Regions from separate parts of the Homo sapiens genome. Here region 1 is linked to region 2. The links are chromatin loops, found by intact Hi-C in ENCODE. Cell type or tissue: endothelial cell of umbilical vein. All regions are shown on one strand. Each heading gives the region's core, and the rest is flanking DNA. Links, peaks and the distances in the headings are about the cores only.

Region 1 (12,060 bases), core at 2,749-10,748, 1.4 Mb before region 2:
TCCAAGGAAGCAATGTCACAAAAAGGCAGATGTCTCTGCATTGTGATCCATGCCAGGGTCTCAGACCTTGCTGGTTGATTACATCATCCCTGTGATAAAGCAGTCAAGCAAATGTGTAGTCACCAGAATTCAGCATTTAAATGTTATTGCTATTTTTAAGGCTTACAGGTTGACATAGATTCAGTTCTGACTTGTGCACCCTGCGTTTATTAAAACAATTAAGTCTGTCTTACCTCCCCAACTCTGTCCTTCTATCCTTCTGTGTTTGTTTTATTTTTTCAAGAGGGCAATATTACGCACCCAGTTCACACACATCAGCCAGAAATTTTCATTCACCTACTGCCATTTTGCAGTCTCAAGTGAAAGCAATGGTAATCAAGTTATGGGCTGGAAATGTGATTCCTCTGTGGGTAACCAGGATGTTCCTGAGTAGCTGCTTCAGAGAGGGGCCAGGATGGGGCATACATCATCTGAACAGTGGGCCAGGTCTGGCAGCTGGTTCTTCACTGAAGCTATCACTTATTGCCATGGTTCCCAGTGGCAGCGTCAATAAGATCTCAGGGAAGGATAAACGGGAATGTAATAAATGGTGCAGCTGAAATAAATGCAAATGGAAAATCTGCAGGATCATCTGCCCAGGAGCAGCAGGTGAAAGCAAAGATAGAAACTCGATGCTTTCAATTAATAGACTGGCTAGCTGTAGGCGGGTAATTCCATTGTTAGAAACTGCCTGTTGTCACAATCCTGATACAGTAATGACTTCTTTTATTCCCTATAAAGCTGAAGATGTCAGAAACTAAAAATTTCCATAGCATAAATCATGCCTTTTTCAGCTTGTGACAGCCACTGTCTCAAACTCAATTAGTCATTGTGCACAAGGAAAGCCGAGATCATCACAGATTCACACATGCTTAATGGATAAAGCATGACTGGGGAGAGATTTCCTCTGTTTAATTTCTGCTGTTCGTGTTCATTGGTAGATCACATGGCTATTAAAATAAATAGGGCAGTGGAAGTTTCTTTTGGGCAGGGTTAAGCAGATGTTCTTTATTTAAAAAGATTGAATGCATTTTATCCTAGAGAGAAAATTTGGGAGGCAGAGGAAATGAAAGAGGCATCAGAGGGTATAAAGAGTGTTTATTTAGAAAGCTTGTCTCATTGCTTGAATGCAGACCCTTCCCATTGGGATACCTATCTCTGAACCTCAGAATGTGAGCACCAGAACAAAGCCAGACCTCTGGAGGACCAAAGGGCTGACTCAGATGCTTCTGGGGAAAATGCTGAGCAAGAGACGAGGATTGTTTTTACTGATACTAGAAAACTGGAATTGCCTGGACTTCTTTCGCAATTTCTTACACAGTGATGTCTCCGCTACCTGTGTCTCTTGGAGTACCAATCATCATCATTTAAAAAAATACCAAATGATGGGTTTTTTTTTGTGTGTGTGTGTGTGTGGTTTCTTAATGCTGTAGCACTGGTTGGGTCTAGACTAGAGTTGTGAATACAACTGAAGTCTGGGAAGCAGTTTTAAAAAGTACTTCTTCTTCTTCTTTTTTTTTTTAAATAGCTCAAACTATTTATCTAAATCTTTCTAATTGCTTTGCTTGTCTGTGTTAGCATTGTCTGCTTTTTGTCTTTTTTTTTTTTTTTTTTTTGAGATGGAATCTCATTCAGTTACCTGGGCCGGAGGGCAGTGGTGCAATTTCAGCTCCCTGCAACCTCCATCTCTCGGGTTCAAGCAATTTTCGTGCGTCAGCCTCCCAAGTAGCTGGGATCACAGGTGTGCACCACCACGCCCAGCTAATTTTTGAATTTTTAGTAGAGACAGAGTTTCACCATGTTGTTTAGGCTGGTCTCAAATTTCTGACCTCAGATGATCTGCCCACCTTGGCCTCCCAAAGTGCTGGGATTACAGGCGTGAGCTACCATGCCTGGCTTTTTTTTTTTTTTCTTTTAAGACAGAGTTTCGTTCTTGTTGCCCAGGCTGGAGTGCAGTGGCGTGATCTCGGCTCACTGCAACCTCTGCCTCTTGGGTTCAAGCGATTATCCTGGCTCAGCCTCCTGAGTAGCTGGGATTACAGGTGCCTGCCACCACGCCCGGCTACCTTTTTGTATTTTCAGTAGATACGGGGTTTCATCATTTTGGCCAGGCTGGTTTCGAACTGCTGACCTCAGGTGATCCACCCACCTCAGCCTCCCAAAATGCAGGGATTGCAGGTGTGAGCCACCATGCCCGGCCTTGTTTTTAAATTTTAAATTTTAAAATTAAATTTAAAACATTTTAAATTAAATATTTAAAATTTAAAATTTGAAACCATGGGGCCTATTTTTAAACACAGTCAAGGGCAATGTTGTATAGAAAGAGGTTCTTAGGATCACAGCAGTCTTCCTCATGGGTTTATGAAAATGTTTTGAGGAGTCCAAATATCTAGGAGGTGGTTAAGGGCAGGGATTACTCCTATTTTAATCTGCAAAAACTGAGGCTCATGGGGCTGAACAGTTAGTACCAAGTTCTAGATCTCCTAAATCTCAGGCCTGACTCCTTATAGGAGAGGCCAATGTTGCCCAGATAAATAACTGGGGAGTGGATTAGGTGTGGGGTCAAGGCTAAGGCTGAATACCTTCCTATCATTAGCACTGAAAGTCCTATGGCCTGGGAAACCCCTCAATCATAGGCAAACTGGGACAGTGGGTCACCCTACTGCAAGATCGCAGTTGGCCTATCTCAGATGTCACGTACATCTCTAGATCCTTTCTCTTCTGTAATCTTAAGTGTGTTTGGAAGCTGGCTCTTAACCATGTGTTACCAATTAAACTCCTAAAAGTTCAGATTTGAGATTTCTGTGTGATTCTGGGTTATATTTTTCTGACAGGTCTAACAATCCTCTTGGGTGCTTTATCTCCTGAAAAAAATAACAAACATGTCTGGGCCGCTGAAGTCACCCTGATTCCTCTCTATGGGCCCAACAGGCTCATTTGATTCACAAACTTGTGTAGATGAATCTGAGAGATGAATATCTGTTGTTCTCTCTGGCTTGGAGCATATGAGATGCCATATGACAATCTTTTCTTCTAAAGAATGGGGATAATAATTATCAACCTCATAGAGTTGTTTTAAGTATTAAGGTAATATAAGAAAGGTGCTTAGAATAGGGACAAGCACATAGTAAATATTCAATAAGTATTAGGAAAAAGAAAAACTTAAATAGTACTATAGAAATATAGGCTATTGACTGAATTGTCATTGTCATTGTATTCGGCAAATTCTCATGATAGAGGATTTTCAGTCTGTGGAGAAAACATATTAGAGGTTAAGATTAAAGTCTTTCAGAGTAAGTGAGGACTTCCCCAGGGAAACCCAACCTGGGAGTCAGATGGCATAGGTCCCCCACAATTAAAACATGCATTCTTATATATTCTTACGTGCTTGGGAAGCCACTAAGCTGTGCCTGTAAACTAGCCAAACTTCAGAGCTCTAGCTTTGTGTGGTGGCCTGTGGGTGAGGATTCTACCACCAGAGGGAGTTGAAGACCCAATTCAAACTGGATTAAGCAACTAGGAAATTAAATTGCTCATGTACCTGGAAGTCTAGAAGATCATGCAACTGATCTTCAGGGTTAATAGTGGCTTTAGAGTATAATGCCAAACTCATTGAAGTTCTCTACCATTCAAGATGTCAGCTGTGAGAAATGAGGGGATCAGAACCAAGTGTTAATCCTTTCTCCCAGCAGAGATCAGAGAGCTAGGAAAGGTGGGGATAGGGGCTGCGGAGGCCCGTCTCTTATCTGGAGAAGCCAGGGTACCCAAACTCAGAAGCGTATGGAATCTAGCGTCAGTGGGGAAGGAAGGTCACCATAGTAAGCAGGGCTTGAGGTAGATTTCAAGAGTGGGGGTATAAAGGTCATGGAACTCAACATGTGAGGAGATGAGAGCAGTCATGGACAGGTTAATTAGATTTGAGATGGGGACTACTGTTTGGGCTGGGTGCTGCATGTTTGTTCATTCCCTCAGTGCACTGTAGATGGAGGGTGTGCCGGTAATATTTAAAGAACAAGGGTGGATTCACCTGAGAAACAGTTCAGGGCAGGGCTTTCCTTCCAGTAGGGGAATAAGAATGCATTCACGTAGAGATTGGAGGGTGATTCTTTCTTGCTCCAAGGATCTCAGGTGGGTACTTCTTTCCCAGGAATGCTGCACCTGGGCTAAGGGCAGCAAGCCCAATCCTGGACCCTGTATAAGTAGGACTGGAGTTCCTAACTCACTGCCAGGCTTGAAGCAGGGGCTAGTTCTTCATGAGAGACTGGCAAGATATTTGCTCACCTTCTTACTTTTCTCAGAAGGTAAATTAAAATTTGTTAGGGCTCATAATTCCCAATGCTAGGGTCCTTTCCCATCTCAGTTACTGGTTTCTTTGCTTACCAGTGTACCAGAATTAATTTACCTGTAACACGGGGCATGTTCTACTCATCGTGGCAAAGGAAGCCAGCAGAGACAGAACACGTGGGCTGAAACTATGGTTATAAGTCACTGAGTTGTATTCTGTCCAAAATACTTAAAAGTAGATGGCCAAACTTCATTAAGTATAGAATGTTTGAAAATAGCCTTTCCAAGAAGGGAAAAATTTTCTTGAATGTAAGGATTATCAAGGAATTGGATGCTACAGAGGAGGAATTGTCAGAAAGGAGGCATCGAGACAGGTTTTGTCATATAAGCCAGAAATTGATCCTGGGAGTTTTTTCCAGAAAATGGTTTTCTAAATGTTTTTAAAAATAGCAATGTAAATGAATCAACTTGATCATCCATAATCTCAAACATTTGTCATTTTGAGGGGTAGCACTCAGGCTAACACATGGTAGTCTGACATGTTTGTATAAAAACATTCTAATTACTTTCTTATACCTTATTTTAGAACCTAATTTAAATTTAAATTTTCTAAACTTTATATTAGGCATGCATCAAAAATATGCATCAATTTTTCTAAAATTTAAACTAGAAAAATGTTTAAATTTAATTTAGATTTTTCTAAATTTTAATTTAAATTTTAAATTAGAGGTTTAAATTTTAAAAAAATAGATGCATATGTTAGGTGCCCAGTGTAAATTTTTGCTTATTTATCTGTTTTTGATGAACAAATACTCCCACATTCTCTTCAGTCTGCATTGATTTTCTGGGCTGGTTGCACTGAATTTGTAGTCAGAAAGTAATTGAAAGTTGTAATGGGGTGCCATCTACTGGGGAAATAGAACATAGATTAAAAAACAGAATTGATAGGCGTTCCCACTGCAAAAAAGAATGTGATGAAGATGATGTAAAAGAAAACATGAAAAAAGATGGGAAGTTTACATTTTGCATAAGACTAGAAAAATTTTATTTGAACTCAAATATGCTTCTTTGATATACTACTTTGTTTTAACACTAGCACAGACACTAGATATCAAAAGAAACCCTCTGTTTATACTTAAAATCCGAAAACTTTCAAATGGCTGAGATCTTTGAGACCAACCAGTTCAACACCCTCATGTTACAGATGAGAAACGGGCTCAGAGAGGAGAAGGGATTCATCAACTCTCTCCAGTTAGGTAATGCGGACATTTATATCCTCTCCTCACCAAGATGGTCCTCACTTAGATGAAGTAGCCATTTGGCAAAACATAATGATATAAAGGTCACCAAGAAGTTATCCAGGGCCAAACAGAACACCTCTCTGGCTGACTTGACAGATTGTTAGAAAGCCTCATAATTAGCGTTGCTCCTTTGCATGGGAAGTGATGTTTATTCATTTGTACTGTAAGTTCCCACAGACGCCTTCAGGACAATAGGATTTTCTCTGATTATTTGCTGTTTACCTGCTTATTTAGAAAGTAACCAGCAGAACTGCTGCTTTAGATCTAATTCTTTTTTTTTTTTTTGAGATGGAGTCTCCCACTGTTGCCCAGGCTGGAGTGCAGTGGCGCGATCTCGGCTCACTGCAACCTCCGCCTCCCAGATTCAAGCGATTCTCCAGCCTCAGCCTCCCAAGTAGCTGGGACTATAGGTGCATGTCACCACACCTAGCTAATTTTTTGTATTTTTTAGTAGAGACGGGGTTTCACCTTGTTAGCCAGGGTGATCTCGATCTCCTGACCTCGTGATCCGCCTGCCTCGGCCTCCAAAAGTGCTGGGATTACAGGCGTGAGCCACCAGGCCTGGCTTAGATCTAATTCTAACCAAGAGAGGGTGATGAGTGGGAAGAACATTATGAGAATTGATCATGGCTTCCCAAGGCAGTAATATCAGGGAAGAAAGATGGGACTGGTGAGGCATAGACCTGGGTTCTAGCATTCAGAGCAAAGTGGGCACTTAGAGGGAAGAGTGTGCGTGAAGGATGGGGAGCTCTCAAAACCACAGTGCTCTGACTCCACAACTGCAAATACACCCAATAAGGAGTGATACGGTTTGGATCTGTGTCCCTGCCAAACCTCAGGTTGAAATGTAATCCCAGTGTTGGAGGTGGGACCTGGTGGGAGGAGTTTGAATCATGGGGGTGTATCCCTCATGAATTGCTTAGTGCCATCCCCTTGGTGATGAGTGAGTTCGTATGAGATCCAGTTGTTTAAAAGTGTGAGCCTGGGTGACAGAGGGATACTGTCTCAATAAATAAATAATAAAATAAATAAAAAGTGTGTGGCACCTTCCACTCTCTCTCTCTTGCCCCTGCTCTCACCATGTGATATGTCGGCTCCTCCTTTGCCTTCTACCATAAGTGTAAGGTCCCTGAGGCCTCCTCAGAAGCCAAGCATCTGCCATGCTTCCTGTACAGTCTGCAGAATTGTGAGCCAATGAAACCTCTTTTCTTTATAAATTACCCAGTCTCCTGTGTTCCTTTATAGCAAAGCAAGAACGGCCTAACACAAGCAGTAATTAAATGGGTGCTTAGGGAAGCCAGGGCGGCTACACATGTTTTTCTCTGTTGAACTCTGATTTCCAGCGAATACTTAGAAAAGAAACAGGAAGGAGTGCTTGGCCAGTGATAAGAGGAAGGCTTATGAGAACAGTATTATATAGCCTCTCATTTCCATGAGCTTGTAAGAAATGCTCGGGGCAACAAAACTCAGAAAATTATTTTTAGAGTAATCCCCACAAGAGGGGGTAGGGAACGGGCCTGCTTCTTTGGAGAGATTCTTGCATGCTGACCAATAATATAAATGCGCTCCTTTACTTCTGTTCATCTTCATTTTTTGCAACAAAGAATGATTTTCGAATTGAAAGCATAGAACAAATGTTAATAAAAGGGAATGGAAGTTCAGACTGAAAAAAAGCCATGTCAGCTAGTAACAGCTACACATTAGAATGCTTCCTACATTCAATATTTTACATATATTATCTCATTTAATCTATACAGTAACTATGGTTTTAGGCACTATCTTATTTAGGTATTAGGAACCTCAGAGAGAGAGAGATGAAAGTATTTGTTTACGTTCCCTGTAATAAGGGGAAAGGAAGGCGGCACACAATTTATCCTCAGGCCATCTGATCTGGAGCTTGAGAGCAGAGCTGCTCAATTACTGGGCCTCCAGAGTTCCTTTGGGAGGTCAGTCCTCCTGGTGCAGATACAGAACACCCCAGCCTATGAGAGAACTTGCACTGTGAGCCATGGCAAGGGGCTGCAAATCCAGGAATGGGAAAATGTGTTTCTCTTTTGAAACTTTTCCTAAAAGAGAGAGCGAGAGCGAGACAGAATAAGGCATATTCTGCACATTGCAAGTTAGTGAGCTTGGTGTAGATGCTGGGTGAAATCCTAAGATAATAGGGTAATAGCCCTAAGTCTTAAAAGGTTATTGTATAATAAACACCTGGGAAAGGAAGCAACCAATCCAAGCACCCAGTGAGGGTTCGTAACTGTGCCATCATTTACTCATTCAGAAAATCCTGACGGCCTACTATGTGCCTGCTGCTGTGGTGGGCACCCTGGCATAATAAACAGGGCCTCCCCTCAACATAATCTCAACTAGTGGAGGGAAGACACGATCACTAATGATTGCAATGCTATGGAAACATCAGATAGGTATGGGTTCGTTAGTAGAGATAATGTGCCTCAGGGAGGCACACAAACTAGACTAAAGAGAAAGGAAGCAGAGAAGGTATCCCAAGGGCTGGGCTCCTTTTCCTTTCATTAAAAACATTTTTTTAAAGTCACTTTGTAAAAATTTTAGGCTGAACTATATGAACCATATGAAATTGCCATTTTTTAGGCCACAAATAAGCAAATATTGGCAATTTTATATGATCCAATCTAATCCAAAGTTTTCAAAGTCCAACAACACAACAGCACTACAAATAGGTTTTAATATGAAATGGGCAGGAGGTCCCTGCTTCGCATCTTCCCACCTCAGACTCCTTTTCCCCAAAGGCTGCCATTCTCAAGTCTTATAGATAGCTGTTTTTAGCTATTTCCTTCGCTACATATTGCCAAATAATATATGTTACTGTCATTTCTGGATTTTCCATTTTAACTATCTATTGAATTTCTGCTCTGAGGATGAGGATTTAACACTTATGCCACCCCTATCGTACATGCCTGCATTCTCTGCCCTATCTTACATTACTATATTATAATTTCTAGTGAGATCACGCTTCATATTTGCATCATTAATGTCAGGAGGGAACTCATGATATTTTCTTCCATGAGGTGGGATTTCTGCTAAACATTTCTGTGATCTCTCTGCGCCTTTACTCATTAATTCATTTGCTTCTCTTTAGGGAAGGAAGAGTGGCTTAATCTGGTTAGTGAATTTGGATCACCCCTTTTTCCTTCTGCTCTCTGGAAGCTATTTAATAGCAAGGGGAGAGTGTTCCTTGCTGCTCCATCTAGGCAGGGAAAGTCCAGCCTTGTCTTGGCTTGGGCAGGGAGTTTGGGGAGCAGTGGGAATCTGCCTAATTCTGAGATTCAAGGCTCATTTGGTTCTCATACCTAAACTACATTAGCCAAATAGGCCTTTTTCTTTTTAATAGACAACAGAAATTTATTTCTCACAGGTCTAGAGGTTGGGAAGTCCAAGATCAAGGCACTGGCAGATTTGGAGTTCTGGTGAGGGTCCACTTCCTAACAGACAGCCATCTTCTCACTCTAATCTCACATAGTGGAAGCTAGTGAAGCCTTTATCACTAGAGGGAAATAAGGGTGAGGTTTTGTCCTTCATCTAAATTTTCTGATTTATTTGCCAATTTGTTTAAAACTTGGGTGAGAAATAAGAAAATGATTTACCAGTTTCCTTGGAAGGACCCGACAATTATAATTACATACTTTTAAATTTACTCTCCTTTTCCTATAGTGTTCTTTGTTTTTTCCTAGAGCTATGAACTGTTTCTGTTTATTTGAATAGCCCATCTGTAAACTCCTGAAGGCTGAAAACACCCCTCTATAAGTTCAAGTAATCTCTTGCACTCCCCAACGCCAATGCCCCCGCCCGCCACCTTTGAGATGAACCTTTTGGAATCCTCCTACCTTGCTTGCAATCATTTCTGACCCTTCTCTGGCCCTGAAGCCTGGCTGTTACCCAGAGGCTCCCCTCACCGTCATCCTGGGAATTTGGTTCACTTCTGTGTTTTATCCCTGGCTTCTTGGATTACATGACTTCCTGTTTCTTGTCTATATTCTACCCTCACACTTGACTAATGATTTTGCTAAGTATAGAATTCTGTGTTCAACAGAATTTCCCTCAGAACCTTGAAGGAACTGTTTTCCAGAAGCCCAGTGAGTGTTATGAAATTTCACAATGATGGGCATTTTGCAGGACATCTGGTAGGTCCTTTCTATTTTAGAAACACATTCTTCTTTCTAAGTTCTGAGAAATTTTTTGCATAATTTCTTTTATAATAGTTTCCCTGCATGTTCTCTGATCTCATTTTCCACACCACCCCCTCCTTCCCTGGAACCCTTGCTGTCCTGATGTTTGACCATCAATCCTCCAATTTTCTTGATTTTTTGCTGTCTTATTTCCCACCTTTTTGTCATTTTGTTTTACTTTCTATGAGATTTCTTTTTCTTTTATTATTATAAGTTTTAGGGTACATGTGCACAACGTGCAGGTTTGTTACATATGTATACATGTGCCATGTTGGTGTGCTGCACCCATTAATTCGTCATTTAACATTAGGTATATCTCCTAATGCTATCCCTCCCCCACCCCCCTACAACAGGCCCTGGTGTGTGATGTTCCCCTTCCTGTGTCCATGTGTTCTCATTGTTCAATTCCCACCTATGAGTGAGAACATGTGGTGTTTGGTTTTTTGTCCTTGCGATAGTTTGCTGAGAATGATGGTTTCCAGCTTCATCCATGTCCCTACAAAGGACATGAACTCATCATTTTTTATGGCTGCATAGTATTCCATGGTGTATATGTGCCACATTTTCTTAATCCAGTCTATCATTGTTGGACATTTGGCTTGGTTCCAAGTCTTTGCTATTGTGAATAGTGCTGCAATAAACATACGTGTGCGTGTATCTTTATAGCAGCATGATTTATAATCTTTCGGGTATATGCCCAGTAATGGGATGGCTGGGTCAAATGGTATTTCTAGTTCTAGATCCCTGAGGAATGGCCACACTGACTTCCACAATGGTTGAACTAGTTTACAGTCCCACCAACAATGTAAAAGTGTTCTTATTTCTCCACATCCTCTCCAGCACCTGTTGTTTCCTGACTTTTTAATGATCACCATTCTAACTGGTGTGAGATGGTATTTCATTGCGATTTTGATTTGCATTTCTCTGATGGCCAGTGATGATAAGCATTTTTTCATGTGTCTTTTGGCTGCATAAATGTCTTCTTTTGAGAAGTGTCTGTTCATATCCTTCACCCACTTTTTGATGGGGTTGTTTGTTTTTTTCTTGTAAATTTGTTTGAGTTCTTTGTAGATTCTGGATATTAGCCCTTTGTCAGATGAGTAGATTGCAGAAATTTTCTCCCATTCTGTAGGTTGCGTGTTCACTCTGATGGTAGTTTCTTTTGCTGTGCAGAAGCTCTTTAGCTTAATTAGATCCCATTTGTCAATTTTGGCTTTTGTTGCCATTGCTTTTGGTGTTTTAGACATGAAGTCCTTGCCCATGCCTATGTCCTGAAATGGTATTGCCTAGGTTTTTTTCTAGGGTTTCTATGGTTTTAGGTTGGACATTTAATCCATCTTGAATTAATTTCTGTATAAGGTGTAAGGAAGGGAACCAGTTTCAGCTTTCTACATATGGCTAGCCAGTTTTCCCAGCACCATTTATTAAATAGGGAATCCTTTCCCCATTTCTTCTTTTTGTCAGGTTTGTCAAAGATCAGATAGTTGTAGATATGTGGCATTATTTCTGAGGGCTCTATTCTGTTCCATTGGTCTATATCTCTGTTTTGGTACCAGTACCATGCTGCTTTGGTTACTGTAGCTTTGTAGTATAGTTTGAAGTCAGGTAGCTTGATGCCTCCAGCTTTGTTCTTTTGGCTTAGGATTGACTTGGCAATGCAGGCTCTTTTTTGGTTCCATATGAACTTTAAGGTAGTTTTTTCCAATTCTGTGAAGAAAGTCATTGGCAGCTTGATGGGGATGGCATTGAATCTATAAATTACCTTGGGCAGTATGGCCATTTTCACAATATTGATTCTTCCTACCCATGAGCATGGAATGTTCTTTCATTTGTTGGTAGCCTCTTTTATTTCCTGGAGCAGTGGTTTGTAGTTCTCCTTGAAGAGGTCCTTTGCATCCCTTGTAAGTTGGATTCCTAGGTATTTTATTCTCTTTGAAGCAATTGTGAATGGGTGTTCACTCATGATTTGGATCTCTGTTTGTCTGTTATGGGTGTATAAGAATGCTCGTGATTTTTGCACATTGATTTTGTATCCTGAGGCTTTGCTGAAGTTGCTTATCAGCTTAAGGAGATTTTGGGCTGAGACGATGGGGTTTTCTAGATATACAGTCATGTCATCTGTAAACAGGGCAATTTGACTTCCTCTTTTCCTAATTGAATACCCTTTATTTCCTTCTCCTGCCTGATTGCCCTGGCCAGAAGTTCCAACACTATGTTGAATAGGAGTGGTGAGA
Region 2 (12,060 bases), core at 1,800-9,799:
ATTTCCTCAGAATAAACTCCCAAGCTGAGTAAAAGTATATGTAGATTGTAAGCCTTTTTTTTTATTTTTGAATATTGTCATTTTGTTCCCTAGAAAGTTTTGTGGGTTTTTTTTTTTTTGTCAATTTAAATATCTGCCAGCCATGCATAAGAGAGGCTGTTACTTTCTTCTCTCCCAGAGAACTGATATTCTTCAAAGATTGTACTCCTAATAGGCAACAAAATGCAGCAAGTTGCTGTTTAATTTACATTTCTCCAATTATAATTAGACTGAGCATTTTAGAATGATCTTTTCACCAGCCTTTAGCACATCATCCTTTCTAGCATGTCTGATTACGTCCTGTGCCCATTTTGGTATTGGGTCTTTTTTCCATTGATTCTTAAGAGATTACTTACATATTGAGTGTCATATTTTTTATCAATAATTCTTGCAAATATTTATCTAACATTTTTATTTGTTTACTTTTACACTCTCTCAATTCACAAAAGTATTATTTTTGTTAAATAATTTGTTAAATTATTTTTGTTAAATCTATCACTATTTTCCTCAATGAATGATGTCTTTCGTATTATGTTTAATTTTCTTTGCCCCGAAACTTTTTAAATATTTAGCAATGTTTTCTTCTAGTAGTTTTTTAGGTGAAACTTTTTAATGTAGTTAATCCATCTTGAATGTATTTGAGAAAAATTGTGAAGCAGGGATCCATATTCACTATTTTTGTCATACACCTAGCTATTGAATTAACACTATATTTGAAGCCAAAACAGGTTTGAATAATGCCTAACATTATCACTGAGAAGTGAGATAGTCTACAAACTGTGAAAATGGTTCTCTTATTCTTCAGTTTTAAGATAGAATGGTTGTGATGAAAGCCTGACTCAAGTGAGTTTTCAATAGAATAGAGAGGTTTGGAGACAAAAAAAAATGTAAATTATTGTGAAGAGTTTTAGTGTAAACTGCAGCAAAGAAATATAGTAGCAGCTGGAAGAAATGCAGTTCAGAATTTATGAAATCTTTAACATAATTTATCAAATAGTCTCTATTTTTCTGAGCATAGGATGAATGATTAATTCCGAATGAGAGGTGTGGATACACATTGGAAGACAACGGCTCCTGTCATCCATGTAGTCTTTCTTCCCCTCCAAGATCCCATGGTAAAGACTATAAAACAAAACAAATAGATGCACAACAGTGCTAAAAATATAAAACTATGCCATTTTCAGTTCGGATGTTTTGAAAAATTTCTGGAGATAGAATGCAGATTCATTGATAACTTAAGCAAAGCACAGATTACAACTGCATCACGGGAGTGCCGTTCTTCACAGTGTAACTATGAGCAAAAGTGCCCATGAGTGGCTCAAAGCAGAAGAGCATTCAGGGGTTGTAAATTAGGTGAATAAGATTGCATACATATATGGCTGGTGTCCCCAACCCCATTCACTAATCACTGTGGTCAATTTATCTAAGAAGCTCTGTAAAATGAAATGGATAACTGGAATGTAGAAAGACAAAAGGCAGAATCTAAGATATAGCTGAGCTTCCATAAACATTGACCTGATAACAGGTTTACTAGATAAAATACAAAAACAAAAAAACCAGGATGTATGAACTTCAGATATACAAAAATAATTAAAATATTCCCAAAATATTACATGGGACACACTCATTCTAAAATATTATTTATTATTTATCTGAAATTCACACTTAACTAGGCATCTTGCATTTTTATTTGCTAAACCCAAAAACACAACATATGTAGAGATCCCTTCCCCTCACCTTAGAGGAAAGCCTGCTTGATGACAAAAATATGAATTTACCAGAAACCTCACTTAGCCCTCATATTCATAGGTGAGGAGCTATAGTCAAGAAACCTATCCAATGCAAAGAAAACCCTCACCAGCTACCTAGTCAGCCAGCCATTCCTCGATAAACGCAAATAACCAAACAAAAAATTGCCAACATTTGAGGAAAGGCAAAATAGGCCATAATAAGAAAGAAAACAATTACTGGACTTGGTAATGTGGGCAGTAGAAGAACATGTAAAAAGAAGCTCTAGTTAATATTCTCCTAGATATATTAAAGAAGAGTCCACCCATAAATCGAAGAGATGATGTGAAATAGTCATAAAACAGGAAAAAGTATATAGAAATCAAAATTTTAATTTATAAAAGATAAAGTACTGATTTTAATATTAAATGGCTATAGTGGAATACAGCATTAGGAATTTATAAGTTCAAGTTGAGAAACTATTCCAAAATATAGACAAAAAAAAAAAAAGAAAGACGGGGTTTAAGACACAGAGACACAGAAGCTCAATCCAGGAAATCCAGTGTTTATCAAATAAAAGAAATGAAGAGGCAATAAAAGGAAAGAAGAAAGTGGCTATGGATGTAGATCCCAATGGCAAAAAATCAGAAGGATGGGCACCATCTCAGCAGCAGCAGAGAAGTGACTATAAACTTCACCTGCCTTCTGGAAAAAGTGATTGTTTATTGGAATATGAGGAGAAAAAGATGACGAAAAAAGGAAAAGCAAAAGAAATTAACCTAGCTATTTCTAAGGATTTCGAAACTAAAATGTTAAATATTATTTACCAAATAAGGCAGCAGCAAATATATAAGATTAAAAACTAATAAACGGGCCAGGCACGGTGGCTCACGCTTGTAATCCCAGCACTTTGAGAGGCCGAGGTGAGTGGATCACGAGGTCAGGAGTTCGCGACCAGCCTGGCCAATACAGTCAAACCCCGTCTCTACTAAAAATACAAAAATTAGCCAGGCATGGTGGCGCAAGCCTGTATTCTCAGCTACTTAGAGGAGGCTGAGGCAGAATAATTGCTTGAACCTGGGAGGCAGAGATTGTAGTGAGCTGAGATCGCATGACTGTGCTCCAGCCTGGGCAACAGAGAGAGACTCCATCTAAAAAAAAAAACCAACAACAACAACAACAAAGAAAAAAACTAATAAATGAAAAATTATAAATTGACTCAGAATTATCATCCTTTTTACTGAGTTTTGCATTAATCTCTATGTAAGAAATGGTGATTAAATCCATGTAGACTATATGTATTCGAAAATTTCCTTTGACATGGATACTTGCTTTCCTCTAAGAAATACTCTTCTTCAATTTTTATATCTATGCCTTGATTTTGTAAGTACATTTAAAGATATATGTTACTAATAAAGATACAATGCATTCATCACTAACACCATAATAAAATGTCAAGGGGGAGAAAACTGAGAAAAGGCCACTAAATTTGTTAATTAGAGCAAACCCTCAATTTCAGTGGACAAAACATACATCCTTTTGATGTTAGCATATTAATAACATCCTTTAGAAGAGAAAAAATGATATGCCTACTTTGAAAACACACTAACAATATGAAATCATCCCTGTATATATCAAAATATATTGATACAGAGAAAGGTTTCTAGATAATTTACCAATGACAAAATCATGAAGAGATAAAATAGTTTTGCTTTTCTATCATGTGTGTGATATGTATATATCCTCCTTTGAATATATACATACTCTTTTTTGGTGATAGTATAGCTCTTGAGCAAAATGGAAAATAACTGCTGTTGGATAGGAAAATGCTATTTAGTACAAAAACCTATTAAATATGTTATAATTTCATATTAGTATGTTGCAAGTTTTACAGAAATGCTAGTTACAGAATTTGAAGATGGTTAAAGAATAAATATTTGGGTATTATCAGGTGCATTTCTTAAAAGTATCATAACAATTTAGATTTCATTAAAAAATGAACAACAAGACAATTATACTATTTCCTGTCATTTTCTCTACTGCAACATACATGCCCGGAGGGCACAGATTTTTGTTTTCTTTCATTAACTGCTGTTGATCAGGTAGATAGAATAGTACCTGGACTAGTAAGTCACTCAGTAAATATTTGTTGAATGAAAAAATGAGTCAACGAATGAATGAATAGCTATTCAAAGACATTTGTTTTGTTAATATACTCGAAGAAAATTACTACCTTCAATTATTCAATAAGCTACAGCCATTGCCATACTTGGTAAGCTCCATTCAGTGGCTCTATTAATTACCTAGATGATGTCTCTGAATCCTTTATTGCTTTTTGTTAATATTACTTCATGTCTGTTTCTCTTTCTTACTGAAAAGTAGGGTCTTTGATAAATCATCTAAGTTTGTTGCCAGGGGCTTCTCTTTCAGGTTAATAGAATACAGTTTGCCAGATATCTCCTAGGTGTAAAAGTAGAAACAGGCACAGTCTAGAGAAAAGTGAGGTGAGTAAAACATGTTTCATGTTTTTTTCTGATATTATAGGTCGTTCATTTTCTTAACAGGTTAATGGATGGTAAGTTCCTCAGATCCAGAGCCCCATTATGCAGCATTTGGAGTTATCAGCTATCGATATTCAGAGAAAGGACGGAGGATGTGTGTGGTATTAATGGCATATTGTGCATTTTATCTATTTTTAAACAAGAAAGTATACTTGTTCTTCGAAAAATATAGAGAATTAGAAATTAGAAATAGGATTATAAATATTACACAAAGTATACCTTTCATTATATATTAACCATTTTAAATATATAATGCTTTTCCAAGCTTTTTTTCCTTGAAAATTGTAATTGAAAAATGTTATTTTTTCTAGCCAAGGAATTGCTACAGACAGTTCTTTGCCACTTCTTCAGGGTAGCATTTTATGAGTTCTCATGTAATGTTGACTGGTTCTATTAATTGGGTCTCTCACAGAGTAGAATCATATCTGTGAATTGTGTTATTTATACAAATACAGGGGATGCATTTTCTCTAAATTACTAAACAAAGAAAAGTGACATGACGTTTTTCTTTCATGCTAACACAACTTCCTTTGTCTCTCAGTCCTTCTCTTTGCAAATGGATTATGGGTATTTAGGAGAGGCTAAAAACCCCTGGGAAAACCCCATTTCTTTTGCCCTAATTCTGTATTTTCTTATCATTTTTTCTTACAATACAGAAAATTTCAGTTTGATAGTAATCAGTATCAACGAATAAAGTGTATATTTGGGCATATCAACCTGCTTTACTTTCAGAACGGTTTTTAGGAATCTAATTTTATCTTTAAACCAAATTCACAAATTTAAAGGAGAAAAGAATGAGAGAGACAGAGAGAGAGAGAGAGAGACATGCAAACTGCAAATGTTGTATTCTTTAGATTACATCATAGCACAATTCTAATTTATTGCTTTGAGAATAGTGACATCTAGTGGTTATAAGGTATTAATACCATGGGTACCTTTGTGTCAAAATTCAACTGCAACTGCAAGTAAAGTCGAATTCTATCGACACAGAAAATCAAGAGGATTTTATAGGAACTGAAATGTCCTCAGCCACTTTCAGACATCTGTTTATCTGCCAGTAACATTCTAGACAGAATGTGACTATTAATTTGAAAGCCAAATACAGTGCAGAATAAAAGGAAATGTTATCAGTTTACCCTTGTGGGAGGTTAAACAATTATAGATTCTGAGGCTGGTTAGCAGAAACGTATCCTGTGTGTATTATAGAAACAGATTACTTTTAACATTTGCTTCCCATATCGATATAAAGTGTTTGTCAATCGTAAATATTTGTCCTATATTTGTTTTCCATTTGATTCCCAATGTATTTGTCTAACACATATATTGATTATGAATTAAAGTAATGACGTGAACCCTTAAAGGAATAGTGACTATTTAGCTCATATTATGATTAATTAAACCTACTATATGGAACAAGATAATAGGCCCCCTTTTTCCAGAGTTTTTCTTTTAGCAGTTTTAGTTACAGTACAGTAAGATATTTTGAGAGAGACCACATGCATATAACTTTTATTATGGTATAGTGTTATAATTATTCTATGTTATTATTAGTTCTTGTTGTTAATCTCTTACTGTGCCTAATGTATAAACTGTATCATAGATGTGTATGTAAAAGAAAAAAAACAGTATATATTGGGTTCAGTACTATCCACACTTATAGGCATCTGCTGGAGGCCTTGGAACACATCCACCATGGATGAAGGCAGGGGTTACTGTAATATGTTTGACACTTTGCAGTCTACAGATTATTTACAAATTATTAAATTATCATCATTGTATATTAACATCACTCTAATTTTATAGCAAAGTAAAGAAAATATTTAAATATTTAAGTAAATAAGCTAAGCCAACAAAAGTATCCTGGATAAGAGAGTCAATGAAACCTGGTAAATGGGCCATCTTCCAACTAACCCTTCACCCTGCCCTATTGACATTCCAGGGCAAAGAAATAAATGGCACAATGCTGGCTCCCTGCATTAAAAGACCACCCAGATTTAGATGGAATAAGAGTAGTGGGAATTATAGTTGTAACAACTGCCATCACCCTCAATTATGGAGTGTCTACTATTTGGCAAACTCTACTCTAAGAAATTATTATCCTCAGTAATAGAACTAGAAGAAGCATCTGTGATAAAAGGAATGTCTAACCCACCTAAGGTCATAAGGCTAGTACCTCTGAGATAATAATAGTGCAGATTAGAAACATAGCTTATTCTCCATTTATCAGGATATGTAGCAAATACATATACTATAAACCTAGACTTTTAAAATAGAAGTTGTTTTTTTGTATATTTGTTTAGTTCTAATTAGGCAAATTTAGATTTTATAAAGTATTTTATTTTGACTTGATATGCTTAATGCTATGTTTTATAAACAGGATCTACTGAAAAGAGCACTAGAATTGGAATTAGAAGACTCAGATTTTATCCAAATGTAATATCTCCCTGAACTGTTTGTTCTTGGAAAATTAATTTAATTTAGCTAAGTTTTTATTTCCTCATCTGTAATTCTGAAAAAAATAATCATTTTAAACTCTCTATAAACCATTATGGAATAAATAAACTGAAATATATGAAAGCATTTTGAAAACGTCAAAGCACTGTACAAGTTAAAAGTATTATAATAGTAATGATAGATTCATAAGAGTAACTGGACTGGTTATCTTTTCTGGAGTGAGGTCAAAAGATGACCTGAGTAAAATAAGCTTTTGGTAAATGTTTGAAATTGCTATTATAGAATCCTAAAGAGAAAAGACCACATTTTTTTTTATGAAAGTAAGGAAGAGGAAATTTCTAGAATTCAGAAAGTTCGCTACAAATAGACATAGATATTTGTATTTATATTATGTCTGTGGACCAGAGTATCAGATTGATCTAGCTGGTAGAAAATAGGCAATGTAGGCTGGGCAGGGTGGCTCACACCTGTAATCCTAGCACTTTGAGAGGCCAAGGCAGGAGGATCACTTGAAGTCAAGAGATAGAGATGAGCCTGGCCAACAAAGTGACACAGTGTCTCTACAAAAATAAAAATAAAAAAATTAGCTGGGCACAGTGGAGTGCACCTGTAGTTCTAGCTATTAGGAGGCTGAAGTGGGAGGGTTGCATGAGCCCAGTAGTTAGACTTTGCAGTGAGCTATGATGGTACCACTGCACTGAAGCCTGAGTGACAGTGTGAGAGACCCTGTCAAAAGAAAGAAAGAAACAGAGAGAGAGAGAGAGAAGGAAGGAAGGAAGGAAGGAAGGAAGGAAGGAAGGAAGGAAGGAAGGAGAGAAGGAAAGAAATAGTCAAATAGACAAATAGGCAATGTTACCCTTTTGGAGAAGCACTTTTGTTTTTGCAGAAGATTTTAATTCTGTAATTGCTTTAAAGTCAATGATATATAGGAAATATCACTAGTAATGGCTGACACTGAAATCACTGCTATATCCATTAAGCTGTATTTCTTGCTCTTTGACCGGATTCATAGTAACACACACTTTGTACAGGCATAATTTTTCAGGTGCCTAATGTATTCCTAAGTATTAAAGAGTGCTGTTTTTAAAAGTTGTTTCTTTGGGTTAAACGGGGGTTTTAAATTTATTCATATTTATTGAGCAGTACAGTATCTATACCATAATAATAATATATTATAAAAGAGGTATAAGGCAAATTACCAAATATCAATAAATTAATATTTTTGGAGGCAAAAGTGTTATATTGCCTAATACTTTGATGGATATTCTAATTTTTTTAATTTTTAATTTTATGAGTACATAGTAGGTATATATATTCTGGGATGCATGTGATGTTTTGATATAGTCATAAAATATGCGATAACCACATCAGGGTAATTGAGGTATCATTTATCATTATCAAGTGTTTAACCATCATTTGTCATTTCTTTGTGTTAGGAACATTTCAGTTCCACTCTTCGTTATTTTAACATATACAAAAAAAAATTTTGACTGTAGTCACCTCGTTCTGTTCTGCTATCAAATAGTAGATCTTATGCTATCTAAGAATGTTTTTGCACTCATTAACTGTCTCCATATTTTCTCCTCTTCCCTGCTACCCTTCCTTGCTGGCCTCTGTTAACAATCATTCTACTCTAGCTATTCATGAGTTCAATTGTTTTCATTGTTAGTTCGCATCTATAAGTGAGAACCTGTGAAATTCGTCTTTCTGTTCCTGGCTTATTTCACTTAATATAATGTCCTCCAGTTCCATCCACGTTGTTGCAAATGACAGGATTTCATGCTTTCTTAAAGCTGAATACTATTTCACTCTGTATATGTGCCATATCTTTATTCATTCATCTGTTGAGAAACACTTAGGTTGATTTCAAATCTTGGCTACTGTGAATAGTTCTGCAATAAACATGGGGGTGCAGATATTTCTTCAATATACTGATTTCCTTTCTTTTAAATTTATACCTAGCAGTGGGATTGCTGGATCATATGGTAGTTCTCCACAGTGGTTGTACTAATTTACATTCCCACTAACAACAGTATATCAGGGTTCCTTTTTCTCCACCTCCTCATCAGCATTTTTTGTTATTTGTCTTTTGGTCAAAGGCCATTTTAACTGGGGTGAGATGATCTCTCCTTGTAGTTTTGATTTGCATTTCTCTGATAAATAATGGTGCCTAGTTTTCACACACCTGTTTGCCATTTGTGTGTCTTGAGAAATGTCTATTCAGATCTTTTGCCCATTTTTTAATTGAATTATTAGATTTTTTAAATTGATTTGTTTGAGCTTCTTATATATTCTAGTTATTAATCCTTATCAGATGGTTAATTTGCAAATATTTCCTCTCATTCTGTAGATTGCCTCTTCACTCTTTTGATTGCTTCTGTTGCTGTGCAGAAGCTTTATAACACAATGTGACAAACTCCCATTTGTTCATTTTTGCTTTGGTTGCCTGTGGTTTTGAGATATTACTCAAGCAATATTTGCCCAGACCAATGTCCTGGCTAGTTTCCTCAATGTTTTCTTTTAGTAGTTTCATAGTTTTAGGTCTTAGATTTAAGTCTTTAATCCATTGTGATTTGAATTTTGAATATAGCAAGAGATAGAGACATAGTTTCATTCTTCCCATATAAATATCCAGTTTTCTCAGTATCAGGTATTAAATAAACTGTCCTTTCCAAATGCATGTTCTTGACACCATTGTCAAAAATGAATTCATGGTATATTTATGGATTTATTTTTGGGTTCTCTGTTCTTACCTATTGGTCCATGTGACTGTTTTTCTTTTGTTGTTGTTGTTTTGTTGTGTTTTCTTTGCCGTTAGCAATCTGTAGGTTACTATAACACTGTTGTGTAATTTGAAATCAGGAAATGTGAGTTTTCTAGTTTTGTTCTTTTTCCTCAGGATGACTTTGGCTATACTGGGTCTTTTGTGTTCCCATACATATTTAAAAATGTTTTATTCTATTTCCGTGAAGTATGATATCAGTATTTTGATAGAAACTGCATTGAATCTGTAGATCGTGTTGGATAGTATGGACATTTTAACAATACTGATTCTTCTAATTCATAAACATAAAATATTTTTTCCATTTTTTTGGTGTCCTCTTCAATTTTTTGCAACATTGTTTTATAGTTTTCATTGAAGAGATCATTCACTTATTTTTAACTTTATTCCTAGGCATTTATTTTGTTTTATTTGTAGCTATTCATTCATAAATGGGATTACTTTCTTGATTTATTTTTCAGATTGTTTGCTATTGCCATATAGAAATGATACTGATTTTTGTGTGTTGATTTTGTATCCTACAACTTTACTGAATTTATCAGTTCTAATAGATTTTTGGTGTAGTCTTTAGATTTTTCTAAATATAAGATCATAATGTCTACACACGAGGATAATTTCACTTCCTCTGTTTCAATTTGAATGCTGTTTATTTCTTTCTTTGTTTAATTGCTCTAGCTATGTCTTCCAGTGCTATGTTGAATGACAGTGGTGAAAGTGGGCATTCTGTCTTATCCCAAATCTCAGAGGAAAGACTTTTACTTTTTCCCCATTCAGTATGATACCAACTGTGGTTGGTATGATCTTTTTTACTCACAAGAAGATGATGCATGTTATTGAATGCTTTTCAGCATCAATTGTAATGATTATATGGTATTGTCATTCATTCTATTGATATAATGTATCACATGATTTATTTGCATATGTCAAACCATCCTTGCATGCATAAGATAAATCCTGCTTGTTCGTGATGAATGATCTTTTTAATGTGTTGTTGAATTCAGTGTATTTGTATTTTGTTGAAGATTTTTGCATCAACATTCATCAGAGATATTTACCTATAGTTTTCTCTTTTTTGTTGTGCCTTTGTCAGGTTTTTGTATCAGGATAATTAATGTAGTTTGGATAGTTGTCCCCAGCCAAATCTCATGTTGAAATGTAATCACCAATGTTGGAGGTGTGGCCTTATAGGAGTTGTTTGGCTCATGGGGACAGATTCTGCATGGCTTGGTGTTGTTGCCATAATAGTGAGTTCTCAGAAGATCTGGTTGTTCAAAAAGCCCTCTCCCATCTCTCTTGTTCCTGCTTTAACTATATGATGTGTCTGCTCCTGTTTCACCTTCCACCATTAGTAAAATCTTCCTGGGGCCTCTCCAGAAGCCAAGCAGATGCCAGTGCCATGCTTCCCATACAGGCTGCAGAACCAATTATATTCCTTTTTCTTATAAATTTACTCAGCCTCAGGTATTTATTTATAGCAGTATAATAACAACCTAACACAGAAAATTGGTACAAAGAGTAGAGTGTTGTTATAAATATATCTGAAAAAGTGGAAGCAGCTTCGTAACTGGGTAATGGTCAAAGGTTGGAAGAATTTAGGGGGCTCAGAAGGAAACATGAAGATGAGGCAAAGTGTGGAGTTTCTTATAGACTGATTAAATGGTTGTGATCAGATGCTTGTCTATCAAGATGAATAGTGAAGTTCAGGCTGATGAGGCCTCAGTTAGAAATGTAGAACTTATTTGAGACTGGAGCAAAGGTCACTCTTCTTATGCCTTAGCAAAGAACTTGGGTATGATATGTTTATGCCTTAGGAATCTGGAAATTTGAACTTGTGTAGGTTATCTGGTGGAAGAAATTTCTAAGCACCAAAGCATTCACGACATGGCCTGGCTGCTTCTAACAACTTACACTCAGATGTGGGGACAAAGAAATTACTTAAATTTGGAAGTTATATTTAAAGAGAAAAGCAGAGGGTAAAAGTTTGAAAAATTTGTAGCCTGGCTATGTGGTAGGAAAGAAAATCCCATTTTCTGGAGAAGGATTCAAGCAGGCTGTGGAGAAACCACTTGCTAGTGAGATTTGCATAATTAAAAAAGAACCAAGTGCAAAGAAAATAGGAAAAAGGGCTTGAAAGCATTTCAGAGGTCTCTGAGCCAGCTTCTTGCATCACAGGCCCTGAGGCCTTTTAGAAGGACTGAATGGTTTCCTGGCCCAGGCCCAGGGAAACACTGCCCTGTACCATTCCAGGAGGCTGCCTCTCAAATTGTGTCCACGTGGGCTCCAGCCTCAGCTCAAAGGGCCCAAGGAACAGCTTGGGCCACCATTCTGGAGGATGCAAGCCATAAATCTTGGAAGCTTTTATGGAGTGTAAAGCCTGTAGGCACATAGAGTGTAAAAGTGAAGAAGGCTCAGCACCCTTTGCCTAGATTTCAGAGGATGTATGAGAAATCCTGGGTGCCAAGGCAGAAGACTGCTGCAGGGATGGGACCCATACAG

The links. A loop is a pair of places that touch in the nucleus more often than their neighbours do. Peaks named below come from ENCODE experiments on the same cell type or tissue, not always from the same donor. Only the 100,000 strongest peaks of a DNase experiment are listed, where the experiment ranks them.
Region 1: it touches region 2 in a loop (12-fold over the local background); 20 of 110 quality-filtered maps call a loop at or near these places.

What each region holds. Positions count from the first base shown.
Region 1 is chr2:56,127,132-56,139,191 of GRCh38, forward strand. The region is part of intron 5 of LOC105374690 (a long non-coding RNA gene); the gene reads left to right. Among named protein-coding and RNA genes, the nearest start is that of LINC01813, 43 kb to the left of the region's middle. In endothelial cell of umbilical vein, for the core only: CTCF peaks have their summits at 3,498 (motif pointing right) and 5,249 (motif pointing left); DNase peaks (open chromatin) are centred at 3,510, 5,220 and 6,950; H3K27ac peaks cover 931 bases.
Region 2 is chr2:57,511,715-57,523,774 of GRCh38, forward strand. No RefSeq gene overlaps it. Among named protein-coding and RNA genes, the nearest start is that of VRK2, 530 kb to the right of the region's middle. In endothelial cell of umbilical vein, for the core only: a CTCF peak has its summit at 5,221 (motif pointing left); a DNase peak (open chromatin) is centred at 5,237; H3K27me3 peaks cover 140 bases.